Linked DNA regions of Homo sapiens: region 2 is linked to region 1. Evidence: chromatin loops called from intact Hi-C (ENCODE). Cell type or tissue: HCT116. All regions are shown on one strand.

What was found. A loop is a pair of places that touch in the nucleus more often than their neighbours do. Peaks named below come from ENCODE experiments on the same cell type or tissue, not always from the same donor. Only the 100,000 strongest peaks of a DNase experiment are listed, where the experiment ranks them.
Region 2: it touches region 1 in a loop (4-fold over the local background); 4 of 110 quality-filtered maps call a loop at or near these places.

What each region holds. Positions count from the first base shown.
Region 1 is chr15:42,922,789-42,930,788 of GRCh38, forward strand. No RefSeq gene overlaps it. Among named protein-coding and RNA genes, the nearest start is that of TTBK2, 6.0 kb to the left of the region's middle. In HCT116, a CTCF peak has its summit at 4,103; a DNase peak (open chromatin) is centred at 4,073.
Region 2 is chr15:43,281,968-43,289,967 of GRCh38, forward strand. It overlaps TGM7 (transglutaminase 7), which reads right to left. Exons shown (of 13, transcript NM_052955.3): 5 at 5,574-5,702; 6 at 5,313-5,490; 7 at 2,847-2,985; 8 at 550-653; 9 at 1-119. Among named protein-coding and RNA genes, the nearest start is that of TGM7, 16 kb to the right of the region's middle. In HCT116, a CTCF peak has its summit at 3,784 (motif pointing left); a DNase peak (open chromatin) is centred at 3,774; H3K27me3 peaks cover 908 bases.

The sequences.
Region 1 (8,000 bases):
ACCTGTAGTCCCAGCCACTTGGGAGGCTGAGGCAGGAGGATTGCTTGAGCCCTGGATGTCAAGGCTGCAGTGAGCTATTATCGCATCACTGCACTCCAGTCTGGGCAACAGAGATACCCTGTCTTTAAAAAAGAAAAAAAAAAAGTTTCTAGGGAAAAAATGTCCAGATTCATTGAAATTAGGCTTAGCAATAAAAGCCTCCCCTTTTCTCCAGTCTTTTCCATTTTAGAATTATTGAGCTGTCCCCAGAGATACTCTTTCAGTCAGGCTAAATGTCAATGTAATATGTTATTCAAGAGCTGGTACTGGAGTTTAGGAATCCCCTTTGAGTTATAGATATAGATAGATCTCAAGTATATATATAAAACTCAAATATATATGCATGTATCTCTTTTAAGAAATAAACTGAGCATAGTGGCTCACACTTGTAATCCCAGCACTTTGGGAGGCCAAGGCAGGAGGATCTGTTGAGCCCTGGAGTTGGAGACCAGCCCTAGCAACATAGTGAGACTCTGTCTCTACAAAAAATATATATTTTTAATTAGCTGGCCCCTGTAGTCCCAGCTACCCAGGAGGCTGAGGTGGGAGGATTGCTTGAGCCCAGGAGGTCGAGGCTGCAGTGAGCTATGATTGCATCACTGCACTCCAGCCTGGGTGACAACGCAAGACTCTGTCTCTAATACATAAATGTGGTAGCCAGACTTCCAGATGGCCCCCAATGATCCCTACCTCACTTACTCTCATTCTTATTTATTCCTTTCCATACTGAATTGGACTGACCTGTGTAACCAATAGGATTTTCCAGAAATTATGGTGTGGGAATATCAAGGCCAGGTTATAACAGACATTGTAGCTTCTGCCTTATGTGTTCTTGGATCACTTATTTAGGGAGAAGCCAGTTGTCTTCTCCTGAAGATACTCTAGCAGTTCCATGCAGTGTTCCCCTGGCAAGGAACTGAAGCATCACATCAATAATCAGCACCAGTTTGCCGTCTATGTTAGTGAGCCATTCTTAGAAATGAATCCTCCAGCCCCAGTCAAGCCTTCAGATGACTGAAAGCCCAGCTGGCTTCTTAACCACCACCTTGTGAGACACTCCAAGCCAGAACTACCCAGCTAAGCCACTTCTAAAATGTGTTACTATATCACAGAAACTATGTGATATAGTAAATATTTACTATTGCTTTAAGCATTAATTTTTGGGATAATTGGTCATGCAGCAAGAGATAACGAATACAGTAAGACTTGGGAAAATAAGAGAGAGGAATAACTCAAGTCTAAGGATGTGTCCCTGGATAAGTCTAAAGGAATCAGACAGACTCTAGGATCAGTCTTACAGCATATTCAAAGATACAATGTCCAAAGTTCAGACATTAAAAAGTCCCCACACAGGACATAAAGCCCCTTTTAACACAGCTTCTTTTCTCCTAGCATGAAATAAATAACATATTGAAGAATCTCTTTCTTCTTTTCCTTTCCTTCCATTTATGTCCTCTTCTGCCTATCTTTAGGTACCACTTTGTAACCTTCTTCCCATAATCCAAACAGAAAAGGATCTAGATGTGTCATTTACATCACATTGTTATTAGGACAGCACCACAGTGTGAATCAGTGTGCAACTCAAGGAAAAGAGACCTCTGCCCTTTTCTCTTTCTATCTCTCTCTTTAGAAACAAATCTCAGAGTTGCACATGAGAAGTGGGTAAATATATGTTATGTTAATTATATCTCAATAAATCTCTTTTTTAAACTCATTACGCAGTGCTTTGAAACATGAAACTCAATAGTGAACTGGTGCTCAAGCATTTCTGCAAACCAGCAAGCAGCCCTGTTTTTCAGTTTTTCAGCAAATAAGTTTCTATTTGAATGTTACTTAATCCACAAACAAAATCCCCATAAACAAGTTTTTTTGTTTTTTTCTGAGACAGAGGCTTGCTGTGTCACCCAGGCTGGAGTGCAGTGGGCGCAATCTCGGCTCACTGCAAGCTCTGCCTCCCGGGTCCATGCCATTCTCCTGCCTCAGCCTCCCGAGTAGCTGGGACTACAGGCACCCGCCACCATGCCCGGCTAATTTTTTAATATTTTTAGTAGCGATGGGGTTTCACCGTGTTAGCCAGGATGGTCTCAATCTCCTGACCTCATGATCCGCCTGCCTTGGCCTCCCAAAGTGCTGGGATTACAAGCGTAAGCCACCACACCCGGCCCCCATAAACAAGTTTTTATAGAGCCTACTAATGCCATCTACTCTGATAGGCACTGGGAAAGCAAATTTGAATAAATTCAGTCCTGTCCCTCAGGGTTTCACAATGTAATGATTAGCAAACATGCAAATCTTATTAGAATACATTGTAATAACTGCTATAAGAGAGGTATACAGCATATAAAGATACTCAAAGGCCAAATCCTTGGGGTTCTCTGAGAGCTTCATTTCTTTAAGTCAGTATCAGCTGCATTCTGATTTCGACAGAAAGGCATTCACATCAAATATATTCACTACCTCAAGTGTTTGTGTTTTTGAAACTTTGTTCTTTTTTTTTTTTTTTTTTAGTGAAAATTTTACTTTTAAGTAAAAGACTTGATTTTTTTTTTTTTGAGATGGAGTCTCACCCTGTCACCCAGGCTGGAGGGCAGTGGCACGATCTTGGCTCACTGCAACCTCCACCTCCCAGGTTCAAGCAGTTCTCCCGCCTTAGCCTCCCAAGTAGCTGGGATTACAGTCACCTGCCAGCACGCCAGAATAATTTTTGTATTTTTCGTAAAGACGGGGTTTCACCGTGTTGGCCAGGTTGGTCTTGAACTCCTGACCTCAAGTGATCCATCCTCCTCAGCCTCTCAAAGTGCTGGGATTACAGGCGTGAGCCATTGCGCCCAGCCTTGATTTATTTTCTTTTTTTTTTTTAAACAGAGTCTTGCTCTGTCACTCAGGCTGGAGTGCAATGGCACCATCTTGGCTCACTGCAAGCTCCACCTCCCGGGTTCAAGCGATTCTCCTGCCTCAGCCTCCCAAGTAGCTGGGACCACAGGTATGTGCCACCACACCTGGCTAATTTTTGTATTTTTAGTAGAGACAGGGTTTCGCTATGTTGGCCAGGCTGGTCTCGAACTCCTGATCTCGTGATCCGTCTGCCTCAGCCTCCCAAAGTGCTGGGATTACAGGCATGAGCCACTGCACCAGGCCCTGATTTCTAATTAAAGAAATTTCAAGCAAAAAGAATTAGGTAAGAGAAAACGGTGTTGAGCGGGCAAGGCAAAAAACTCTCAATTTGGGAGATATGAGTTTATCGCCTTTTAACCTATTGATATCAATTTGTGTTTAATGATGATGATTAAAATAGACCGTAATATCAGAAAAGATTGACATTGATTAGACCTAGTAAAGTGAGAAAAGAAACTAAAAGAGTTTACATTCACAAAGTAATTCTAATTGTGGTTATTTCTTGATCTGCTTCCTGTTTAGGCCTTTTATGAAACACAGAATAATTATATCATTAACTGTTAACTTTTTGCAGGTTTTATTAGAAGAGTGAATTATAGCTACACATATTTGCTCATATTTTTGTTGCAAGGTCATATATATATATAATTTTTTTTTTTCAGAGATGGAGTTTTGCTCTTGTTGGCCAAGCTGGAGTGCAATGGTGCGATCTCAGCTCACCACAACCTCCGCCTCCCGGGTTCAAGTGATTCTCCGGCCTCAGCCTCCCTAGTAGCTGGGATTACAGGTGGCTGCCAGCACACCCAGCTAATTTTTTTTGTATTTTTAGTAGAGACGGGGTTTCATCATGTTAACCAGGCTGGTCTCGAACTCCTGACCTCAGGTGATCCGCTGGCCTCGGCCTCCCAAAGTGCTGGGATTACAGGTGTGAGCCACTGCGCCCGGCCCCATTAATATATTATTGTTGTATACTCATATTTTTAAAATGAGAAAGTAGTGGGGTGATGTTATGATTGTGCCTGTGACAGTCTGGAAAAAGTTCAGTGACTTTCAGTCTAGTTCAGGAACCTGCCACTCCACTCCAAACACTGGACAGCTTTCTGTGATTTTCAGGCTCTTCTGGCAGGATCATTAACTGGCTAGCAATGCTAATAGCGCACCCTAGCGATAATAGTGTTCCACTGCAAGGTGTATTGAAGCAAAACTGGTCTTATATTTTTGACATTAATCAAAGCCGACTAGCCAGTGGCTAAAGATTTTAATCATTTTTAAAGACCTGATTATGCTCATGAAAAAGATAATCTTTTTTTTTTTGAGACGGAGTCTCACTCTGTCGCCCAGGCTGGAGTGCAGCGGCACGATCTCGGCTCACTGCAACCTCTGCCTCCTGTGTTCAAGTGATTCTCCTGCCTCAGCTTCCCGAGTAACTGGGATTACAGGCATGAACCACCATGCTCAGCTAATTTTTGTATTTTTAGTAGAGACGGGTTTCCACCATCTTGGCCAGGCTGGTCTCGAACTCCTGACCTCAGGTGATTCACCTGCCTCAGCCCCCCAAAGTGCTAGGATTACAGGCATGAGCCACTGCGCCGGGCCAAAGATGATCTTAAAATATTTTTCCGGTGGTGTTATTTGGGAATTGTATGTTCTACCAAATAAAATATATTCATAGATGGCAGATAAAAATTTCCAGAAATGTATTAAGCACCTACATCAAGGCTACCATAGGATATCCTATGGAGGATTAAAAATATATAAGATGTGGTTCCTATATATGCTATTTTGAATTATAGTTTTTGTACATCTTATTTTTATAGAATGTAGAGGGATAATTTCTTATACTGTGTATTCCCCATACCTTCTTCACTCTGTAAATATTAAGTACACTCAGTAGGTATTTTAAAATAATTAATGCAAAAAGTTAAATACTAATAAGTACAAAAATACAAGTGATGTCACATTGTATTACCTTTCAAACAAGTGCTATCAACACCTCTGGGTTTGCCTTTTTCTGCATTTTTCTGTATTAAGATGCTTTCAAAGAAAAGAAATGGTATCACTCTGTTGCCCAGGCTGGAGTGCAATGGTGCCAGTATAGCTCTCTGTAACCTTGAACACCTGAGCTCAAGCAATTCTCCCACCTCAGCCTCTTCAGTAGCTAGAACTACAGCAGTGTACCACCTCATCTTTTTTATTATTATTATTTTGTAGGGCCAGGGCTAGCACTATATTGCGCAGTCTGGTCTTGAACCGCTGGCCTCATGGTATCTTCTCACCTTAGCCTCCCAAAGCACTAGGATTTCAGGTTTGAACCACTGCACCCAGCAAAATGCTTTTTTATTTTCCTCAACTCTTATCCAGAAACACAACAAGGGTGATTGTTAAAACAACAAAGAAAATCCTTCAGTGTGGAGACCTCAGAATAGACAGAAGAGAGAACAATCCTAGGAAATTTACCTTGGGAGTGGTAACAGCAGTATGGAACTAGAAACGGGACTTTTTGCGTTCCTGGGTCAGTCTGTCTGATAAACAGCATTCAAATAGAGTCCCTGCTTATTCTTAGCACGGCATCTCATTGTGTGCTCGCATGTTAAGCTTGCTCTAAACAAGTCAGGGTTGCAAGTCTGTGGGGGAATATCCAGATCCAGTTGGAGATGAGTTCTAGCCTTGCAGAAGGACAGTATACTTATTCCTCTTTTCTTTTTTTTTTTTAGACAGAGTTTTGCTCTTGTCGCCCAGGCTGGAGTGCAACCTCCTCGGCTCACTGCAACCTCCACTTCCTGGGTTCAAGCAATTCTCCTGCCTCAGTAGGAGGCAGTAGCTGGGATTATAGGTGCCCGCCACCAAGCTCAGCTAATTTTATTTGTATTTTTAGTAGAGATGGGGTTTCATCATGTTGGCCAGGCTAGTCTCAAAACTCCTGACCTCAGGTGATCCGCCCATCTCGGCCTCCCAAAGTGCTGGGATTACAGGTGTGAGCCACCTCGCCTGGCCTCCTGTTTTCTTAGTGAACTGAAACTTCGTTTTTTTGCTCACACAGATTTTGAAAAAATTCGTTGCTGGGAAAATAAAAACAACTGGAAAAAATAAAAATTTTAAACTTTGAATTCTAGTTGCATGTAATAGGAAGTTGAGAATGAACTCAAGTACATTTTATATATGATAAAGGTGACATCTCAGATAGTTCGGACAAAGATGGACCCTCTTAGAAATAGTGTCCAGAGAACCAGATTAGATGGTTAAAAATAATAATAAAATTGAACCACAAACAGGAATAAACTCCAAATGGATCAGAGATCTAAATATAAAAAGTGAAATCATACAAGTACTAGAAGAAAACATGGATGAATTCCTTTAAACCTGGGTGTGAGAAGAGGCTTTCTAATTATAATTCAACATCCAGATGTAATTTTTGAAAAGATTGAAAAATTTAACTACAAAACATTGAAAGAACTTTTATGGAATTAAAACTATAAAGTCAAAATCAGTGAGATAAAATATTTAAAATATATTTCACAGATAAAGAGCTAATATCTTGGATATATTAAAAATGCTTAAAAATCAAGGGAAAATAGAATTTAAAACAATAGAAAAATGGGCAAAAAATATAAGGTAGCTACTATACAGCTAAAATTATAAAGACTAACAGCATCCAATGTTTGTGAGGACGTGGAGCAACCAGAGCTCTCATACATTGTTGGTGGGAATGTAAATGGTACATTCATGTTGAAAAAAAGATCTGGACATTTCTTTCAAACTAAACATATATCTATCCTATGAATCAGCAGTTTGACTTCAAGATATGTACCCAAAAGAAATGAAAACATATTTTCACAAAAAGACTAACTCAAGAATGTTCAAAGTAGTTTTATTTATAATATCCCAAAATAGGAAACAGCTCAGGTCCGAAAGAGAACAGACTACAGACTGTACTATGTTCATAAGTGGAATATCACTCAACACTAAAAATAAACTAATACACAAAACAACATGGATGAATCTCAAAAACAATATGCTGAATGAAATAAACCTTGCCAAAGCATCATATTATATGATTCTATTTATGTGAGGAAGTCTTATGGAAAAGAGAACATACTGGATTATTCCAGTTATATAAAACTCTAGCACAAGACACACTAATCTATGATAGAAAAAAATCAGAACAATGGTTGCCTCTGAGTAGACAGGGGCTGGTATTAGCTGGTAAGAGTATAGAGAGTAATGATAATGTTCTATATCTTAATAGGGTTTTGGGTTACACAGGTGCCTGCATTTGTCAAAATTCCATGAATGTACACTTAAGATTTGTGCATTTCATTGAATGTACATTTTATATCAAAATTAAAAACTGGCCAGGCACAGTGGCTTACATGCCTTTCCCAGCACTTTGGGAGGTCAAGGCAGGAGCATTGCTTGGGCCCAAGAGTTCAAGACCAGCCTGGGCAATATAGTGAGAACCCTTCTCTACAAAAATAGAAACAAACTAGTTGGGTATAGTGGCATGCACCTGTAGTCCCAGCCACTTGGGAGGCTGAGGTGAGAGGATTGTGCCCAGATGATTGGGGCTGAAGTGAGGTGTGATCGCACCACTGCACTGCAGCCTGTGCAACAGAGTGAGACCCTGTCTCAAAAAAAAAAAAAAAAAAAGAAAAGAAAAAGAAAAAGAAAAAACCTGCAAAAAATATTGAGTTCTAGTTAATTATATGCATGCAAAATACATTGGGGGGCATATGTATTAATTATTGCAATTGACTTTGAATTTCCTCCCAAAAATAAGAGGGATTGATGAATGAATAGAGGGATGGATAGGTGGATAGATATACAATAAAGCAAGTATAGCAAATTATTATTGGTAGAATCTTGGTGGTGGTATATGGATGGTCACTATAAAGTTCTTTCAACTTTGCTGTATGTTTAAAAATATTCATAATAGACCAGTTTTGTGGCTTATGCCTGTAATCTCAGCACTTTGGGAGGCTATCATGGGAGGATCACTTGAGACCAGGAGTTCAAGACCAGCCTGGGCAACACAGTAAGACCCCATATCTACAAAAAATTTAAAAATA
Region 2 (8,000 bases), 360 kb after region 1:
AAGGAGCCAAATGACTTCATCGGCGTTCACCTCGGCATACACAAAAGGGGTGTCATAGGCCAGGTGGACATCCCCTTCCCTGATGGCCTTCACAGAGGCAGGGCCACAGCAGAACAGCCCTGTGGAGGCAACAGGCTACTGATATGGGGGCCAGGGGCAGCTGGTTGTGGCTGTGGGAGGTGGAGATGGGATAGGCAGCGGCACCACTGACTCTCACCCGTGGGATATCTTCCAGTTTACCAAGCACTTTTGTTCCCATTAATTCATCTGACCCTCACAGCCACCCTGTGAAGTGGCAATGCTCATCATCAGCTTTTCCACTTTACAGGTAAGGACACAACTGAGGCTCAGTGACCCATCCAGGTAACCCATCCGGGTGACTCTGTCAATGGTAGAGTTAGATTCCTGATCTGAAGCTGTGTCAGCTGGGACCTCGGGAAGAGGGTGCCGTGGAAAACGCTGCTCCTCCCTGGTCTCCTGCTCCCACGGCCAGTCACCCTAATCTGCCTCCCCACAGAGCCAGAGCCTGTTGCAATGGTCCTCACTCACCACTGCTGGTCTGCTGGGGAGTGGGGTCCAGAACCTGCCACCCGTTGTATCCTGGTGGGAGATCTTTCCGGATCATCCAGCACTCATTCCAGACGTGGAAGTTCCTGCAGGAGGGAGTAAGGAGACAAGGATTCATGTTAGCTGAGGTTTTGCCAGGTACCAGGCACTATACGGAGTGATTTATATCATTGTTTCTTTTTCTTACTTTTTATTAGGAAGTAATTTCATACTAAAAGTCACAAGAATAGTACAGGCTGGGCGCGGTGACTCACGCCTGTAATCCCAGCACTTTGGGAAGCCGAAGTGGGCGGATCACGAGGTCAGGAGATTGAGACCATCCTGGCTAACACAGTGAAACCCTGTCTCTACCAAAAATACAAAAAAGTAGCTGGGCATGGTGGCGGGCACCTGTAGTCCCAGCTACTCGGGAGGCTGAGGCAGGAGAATGGTGTGAACCCAGGAGGCGGAGCTTGCAGTGAGCCAAGATGGCACCGCTGCACTCCAGCCTGGGCCACAGAGTGAGACTCCATCTCAAAAAAACAACAAAAAAGAGTAGTACAAAGAACACCCATCTACCCAATTCATCTGTTGTTAACATTTTGCCCCATATGCTTTCTTTCAGTGTGGACAGGAATAGATATCTACACATACACACTTCAGTGTGTATTTCCTGAGAATAGGGATCTTCTCTTACATAACCCCTGTATAGTTCATAAACCCTAGCACATTGGATATTGATATGATGCCTTTATCTAATTTACTGTCTATATTTTAATGTTGTCAGTTGACCTAATGATGTTGTTTAGAGCATTCTTCTCCCATGTGGTACGCGATGCCGTCTGTGATCACACACTGCATTCAGCTACGCAGAATGTTGTCTCCTTTGATCTTGGAACAGTTCCTTCGCCTTTCTTTCTTTGTTACATTGGGATTTGAAAACAATCTCTCGCTCTCTCTCTTTTTCTTTTTTTTTGTAAATGTAAGGGGTACAAATGTAGTTTTGTTTCATGGAGATATTACCTAGTGGTGAAGTCTGGGCTTTTAATGAAAACAGTCTTTATGTTATTTATCTATTTTTTAAAACCAGAGTGGCCCCCATTTTGGGCTTGTCTGATGTTTCCTCATGATTAGACTCAAGATATGCATTCAAAGACAGAACTGTGCCTAAGTTACATATCCTCAGATACACCACTGCTTCCTGAATCAGAGACAATTCAGACCTCTAGGAGTCTATCTGTGGATCCCAGGCTGAAAAGCCCTCCTTACTGGCATTGATCTCATTTCACCCTAGCAACCCTGTGAAGTAGATGTTATCTTCATTTTACAGACAAGGAAATTGAAGCTCAGAGACGGAGGGGGCTCCTAGGACAGCAGGTAGTTCTTACACAACTCAAGGAATCTTACCTGGAGGCTGGGTGCGGTGGCTCAGGCCTGTAATCCCAGCACTTTGGGAGGCCGAGGCGAGTGGATCATCTGAGGTCAAGAGTTCGAGACCAACATGGTGAAACCCCGTCTCTACTAAAAATACAAAAATTAGCCAGGTGTGGTGGTACGTGCCTGTAGTCCCATCTACTCGGGGGGCTGAGGCAGGAGAATTGCTTGAACCTGGGAGGTGGAGATTGCAGTGAGCTGAGTTCGCACCATTGCACTCCAGCCTGGGCAACAGAGCGAGACTCCATCTCAAAAACAAACAAACCAACACAGCGAGTCTTATCTGGAAACTGGCTGGAAAAAGAGAAACAGGAAACCAGATTTGCGGGTAGAGCTGAGAACAAAGGAACCAGGAAAAGAAGCCAGAGATACACAAATAAAGGGATGCACAGAGATACACACACACACACACGCATGCATATACATGCACAGACACATGCATGCAGACAGGGAGTGGGTTGGGCAGAGGAAGAAGTCAAGAGAGACAAGAAGAGGTCTACAGAAGCAGCCAGTCCAGGCTCTGTCTGACTTCTGGGAAAACTGGATGGTACAAACAGAAACTCAGAGAAGAAAGAGGAAGATGAATAAAGACTTTTGAGGTCAGTGTTCAGAAGACGCCCAGCTAGTCATTTGGTTGAGGCCCCAGAATGTTATCCCATTGTTTTCTACCTCTGAAATGAGTTAAATTTGATGACCTAATTAGCCAGAACAGCCTCCTGGGTTGGGGAATTCTTCTCTTCTCTGAGCATTAGCAGCAATGCTCAGGGCAATCTTGCAATATTTCCTCAAGAGCCAGAGAGAACCAGGTCAGTTTTTCTGCCCTCCCTGGGACAAAGCAGAGATCTGTTCAAGACAGTGCCTCTCACCATATTTTGTCTCGTTTCTGAGTTGACAGCATCTCGGCATTTCGGTCATAGTACGTATCGATGGTCAAGTTCCTATCCACGTTGTGCGCGGAACGGAAATTGGAAACAACACGGGTTGGAACACCTAAGCATCTCATTACTAAAGAGAAAAATATAGAGAATCGCTGAGTTCATTTCAGGCAGAATTATTGGTTTTCCATGCATAATTTGTAACTTTCAAGCTGGAGGAGAGAAAGCCAAGACGCTTACGGAACCACACCAGTAACTCCTTTATTCCCAGAGCCCCACACCCAGTCCCACAGCCCTGCTGCCCCATCAGTGATCAACATCCCACAAGGAGAAAGGAATCATTTGAGGGTCGCTTAAAACAACAGTTAACAATAATCCGACTTATCATTTAGGAGTCTTTCCACTCAGCAGCTTTCCAAGTTAAAGACAGAGGGCCAGGCGCGGTGGCTTACGCCTGTAATCCCAGCACTTTGGGAGGCTGAGGCGGATCACGAGGTCAGGGGTTTGAGACTCAGCCTGGCCAACATGGGGAAACCCCGTCTCTACTAAAAATACAAAAAAAAATTAGCTGGGTGTGGTGGTGCATGCCTGCAGTTCCAGCTACTAGGGAGGCTGAAAATTTAGTTCCGAAATGTTTTTTAACTTTTATTTTAGGTTTGAGGGTACACATGAAGGTTTGTTACGTGGGTAAACACGTGTCACGGGGGGTTGTTGTACAGATTATTTCATCACCCTCCTCCCACCCTAGCTCTGAAATTTGGGATCTGTAATTCTACTTAAAGACAAGAGGTAGGGGGAGGTATGAAAGAAATTCGAGGATGGATAGAGGGACAAGATAGACTTCTAGAGACAGTGGAAACCGTCAGCAGAGATAAGAGGAAATCACAGTCAGCAACCATCTTTAATAAGGCAGCAGCTCCCTCTTGTGGCTTCTCATGATACTGCTACAAAGGCTTTTAAAAGCTGAGTTATGATTTCACAAATCTAGTCACACAGTGTAAACATTACCCCCAACACATACACACAAACACACACACACACACACCCCTGCCTGCCCAGAGCCAGATGAAGTCAAGCCAAGAGCCAGCAAGAGCCAGGTGTGACCCTGAGGGGACGTGGGTACTGACATCAGCCAGCATGGTAAGTTCAGAGAGGTTTATCCCACTATCTCCCTCCTAGGAGGGGCAGACGGTGCCTACTGAGGCTGCCAGGAGGATTACACAGCTTCAAAAAGTAAAAGGAATATTGACAGCGACCAATCCTTTTGTTTTGGTTCACTGAAGAGCCCCCAAGAAGGCTTCCTGTCTGCAGTCACCTGTCCACTCACAGCACAGCTCCTGGGCTTGTCACAGATCCTTAGCAGGCGTGGGAGCTACACCTGGGCTGGAAGTGGCCATAGGAAGCTTGGCAGGGGCAGCTCCCCCAGTGCGCAGTGGCCCTGTAACTCGAGCGCCTGGGAGTGGGGAGAGGCTTGGAAATGGAGCAGGGTGGTGGACCTCGTCCTTCTCCTGCTCATCCCAGGCCTCCTCCATAACACCTACCTAGCACGGCCTGGGGACTTCCCAGCCCAAGGAACAACTGAGAATACTGAGTGCCAGGGTAGCCCTAGCCCCATTTCACACCTGGGCAAAGTGAGGTCACTGGATTCAAACACTCAGATTTAAACCTCCTCTGTGTCTGCAGCACCTGTATATAACTGCCAGCCTCTGCTGCCCCTCTCCAAAAAGTCTCTGCCCTTGTCTTTGGCACCTGTCTCTGTCCTCCCCATTCTCTGCTCCTCCTTTCTCCAACTCAGAGTCACCCTGTTAGTTCAGCAAATGTTCATCGAGCTCCATAATGTAGCAGGACAGGCCTGTCTAACAGATTCTGGCCTTGCAAGGGTGAGACAAGTACTCTCCATCTTTCTCTCATCTTCACAGATGGTCTGCTCAACAACTTTGCACTGAATTGTAAATAATTGATACTGCATAAAACATTGATGTTCTTTAAGGGTAGTCAGCAAGGTGGCAAGTCTATAATGATAACTGCTCAAGGATCTCTCAGTGAAGCATTTGGGGGCTGCTAGCTCTGCCTATGGGTGAGGTCAGCTATCTCACGCCATCTACTTCCACCTGCCCCCCCATGCCAGGCTCACCCTGAGCTGAGATGCCTGAGCAGGTGGCAGAAAGGAGCCATTTGGTTTCTGCTTCGGGACCACAAACTCCTCTATCCAGATGACAGTTTTAACAGTCTGACTGATCCATCAAGGATACTGTGAGATGATTGCCACAGGTCAATCCCCCTCTCACATAAATGCACAGGATCCCTCGAGACTGTATGGTGTGCTAGCTCAGGGCCTGGGTGCCCACCACCCCCAGCTGTGGGGCCATGGGCAAGCTACTGAACCTTTATGAGCCACAGTTAACTTCTCTGATAATGAAGTTAATCACACCCCTAAGTGAGTGATCTTTCGCTCACCGGTGCACATAACAGAGGCGAAGACCCAGCACTGTCCGTACTTCACAGGCTGCCCGCCCCTGGCTGACCACTGCTGTAGGATGGCCACACTGCCCTTCCACTCCAGAGGACTGACCCCTTTGGAGTAGTCCTCGCCCCAGTTCCCCTGCAGCACGCCATTGTCATCGTTGCTGTTGATCTGCAGAGGACAGACAGGTGGGTTTCCACAGCTCCCGGGGAAGCTCAGACTGTCCTCAGACGGCGGGAAGCATCCATCCTTACCATGGCACTCACCACCCTGCACACATACACCACGTCGTTCCGCTGGGAACAGTCTTTGGCCGGGTTCTTTAAGTGATACAGGCTCTTGTTCAGGATCTCAAAGCAGATGTCTATGATGTCCTCTTCAAACTTCCAAGTGATTTTAAGGGAGAAAAAAGAGAAGAGCAAATGTCTAGACTTCTGAAACTTTAAGTCACTAACAGACTTTTGGGGATGGCATGTATATGGGGATGTGGGGGCAGGGGGAGGGCGCTAAATATAAGACAAGTTCCTGCCTTTGAAGAGCTTATAAATCAAATTGGGAATGTATTAGGTTTGAAATTCTGAAACACTAAACTGCGTGGTTCTGATGAAAAATGGAAACAGAATTCGGAGAGTGAGAGACCCCCCTCGGCTGAACAGATGAGAGAAGGCTTTGGTGCCAATGGGCTTTGATGGACTGGGTGGGCAGGAAGAGGAGAGTGGGCATATTTACCTGAGGTCTTTGAGCATGGTGGGTATCAAGGACTTAGACTCCTATCTGGAGGACTTGAAGAAGCAGGGAAGGGATCAGAGCAGAAAAAGTCTAGAGATCAATGTAGGGCCACACGTGCCAGTCTTGAAATCAGGTAGAGGAGCTCAGAGCAGACGCTGCGGGCCCTGGAGGAGCCAGGGTGGGCTCATAATAGACGTGCACAATGTTTGTCACAATGCTTTGGCTGCCAAATGCACAGGTATTTGTCTCAGTTTCAAAGAGGGTCACAGGTCGCCACGGTTGGAGAATGGGGAAAACGTGCTCTCCCTCAGCAAGGCTTCCCCCACCTCTTCCCTTTTGGAGTTTGTGGACAGGACTGAGGTGGCAGTGGGAAGGAGAGAGAAACTACGCCTGCGGGGGTTGAGAGTGGAAACGTTGCCCAGAGCCAAGTTCCCCCTCTCTACGTTGACTGGATATTGGATGTTATTAAAGAATTACTATTCTTTTTTTTTTCCGTTACAATCATGTATTCTGATTAAGTTTTGCAGAAAGAGTCATCATCTTTTACATGACTATATTCTGAAGTACTATTGGATTAAATATGCTGAAGTGTTACTGGATTAAATAATATGGTATCTGTAATTTGCTTAAAAAAAAATTTGCCGGCAGCAGTGGCTGTAATCCCAGTACTTCGAGAGGCCGAGGCAGGTGGATCACCTGAGGTCAGAAGTTCGAGACCAGCCTGGCCAACACGGTGAAACCCCGTCTCTACTAAAAATACAAAAATTAGCCGGGCATTATGGCTCGCACCTGTAGTCCTAGTTACTCAGGAAGCTGAGGTGGGAGAATCACTTGAACCCAGGAGGTTGCAGTGAGCCAAGATCATGCCACTGCACTCCAGCCTGGGCAACACAGTGAGACTCTATCTCAAGAAAAAGAAAAAAATCTAGTGGTGGAGTGGGGAGTGGGGATGGAGGCAGAAGAGTACAGACCAGAGAAGGACAAGCTTTTTCTGTAAAAAACCAAATAGTAAATATTTTAGCCTTTGCAGGCCATAAGGTCTCTGTCTTTTTTTTTTTTATTCTACTTTAAGTTTTGGGGTACACGTGCACAACGTGCAGGTTAGTTACATATGTATACATGTGCCATGTTGGTGTGCTGCACCCATTAACTCGTCATTTAACATTAGGTATATCTCCTAATGCTATCCCTCCCCACTCCCCTAACCCCACAACAGGCCCCAGTGTGTGATGTTCCCCTTCCTGTGTCCATGTGTTCTCATTGTTCAATTCCCACCTATGAGTGAGGACATGTGGTGTTTGGTTTTTTTGTCCTTGTGATAGTTTGCTGAGAATGATGGTTTCCAGCTTCATCCATGTCCCTACAAAGGACATGAACTCATCATTTTTTATGGCTGCATAGTATTCCATGGTGTATATGTGCCACATTTTCTTAATCCAGTCTATCATTGTTGGACATGTGGGTTGGTTCCAAGTCTTTGCTATTGTGAATTGTGCCGCAATAAACATACGTGTGCATGTGTCTTTATAGCAGCATGATTTATAATCCTTTGGGTATTTACCCAGTAATAAGATTGCTGGGTCAAATGGTATTTCTAGTTCTAAATCCCTGAGGAATTGCCACACTGACTTCCACAATGGTTGAACTAGTTTACAGTCCCACCAACAGTGTAAAAGTGTTCCGATTTCTCCACATCCTCTCCAGCACTTGTTGTTTCCTGACTTTTTAATGATCGCCATTCTAACTGGTGTGAGGTGGTATCTCATTGTGGTTTTGATTTGCATTTCTCTGATGGCCAGTGATGATGAGCATTTTTTCATGTGTCTTTTGGCTGCATAAATGTCTTCTTTTGAGAAGTGTCTGTTCATGTCCTTCGCCCACTTTTTGATGGGGTTGTTTGTTTTTTTCTTGTAAATTTGTTTGAGTTCATTGTAGATTCTGGATATTAGCCC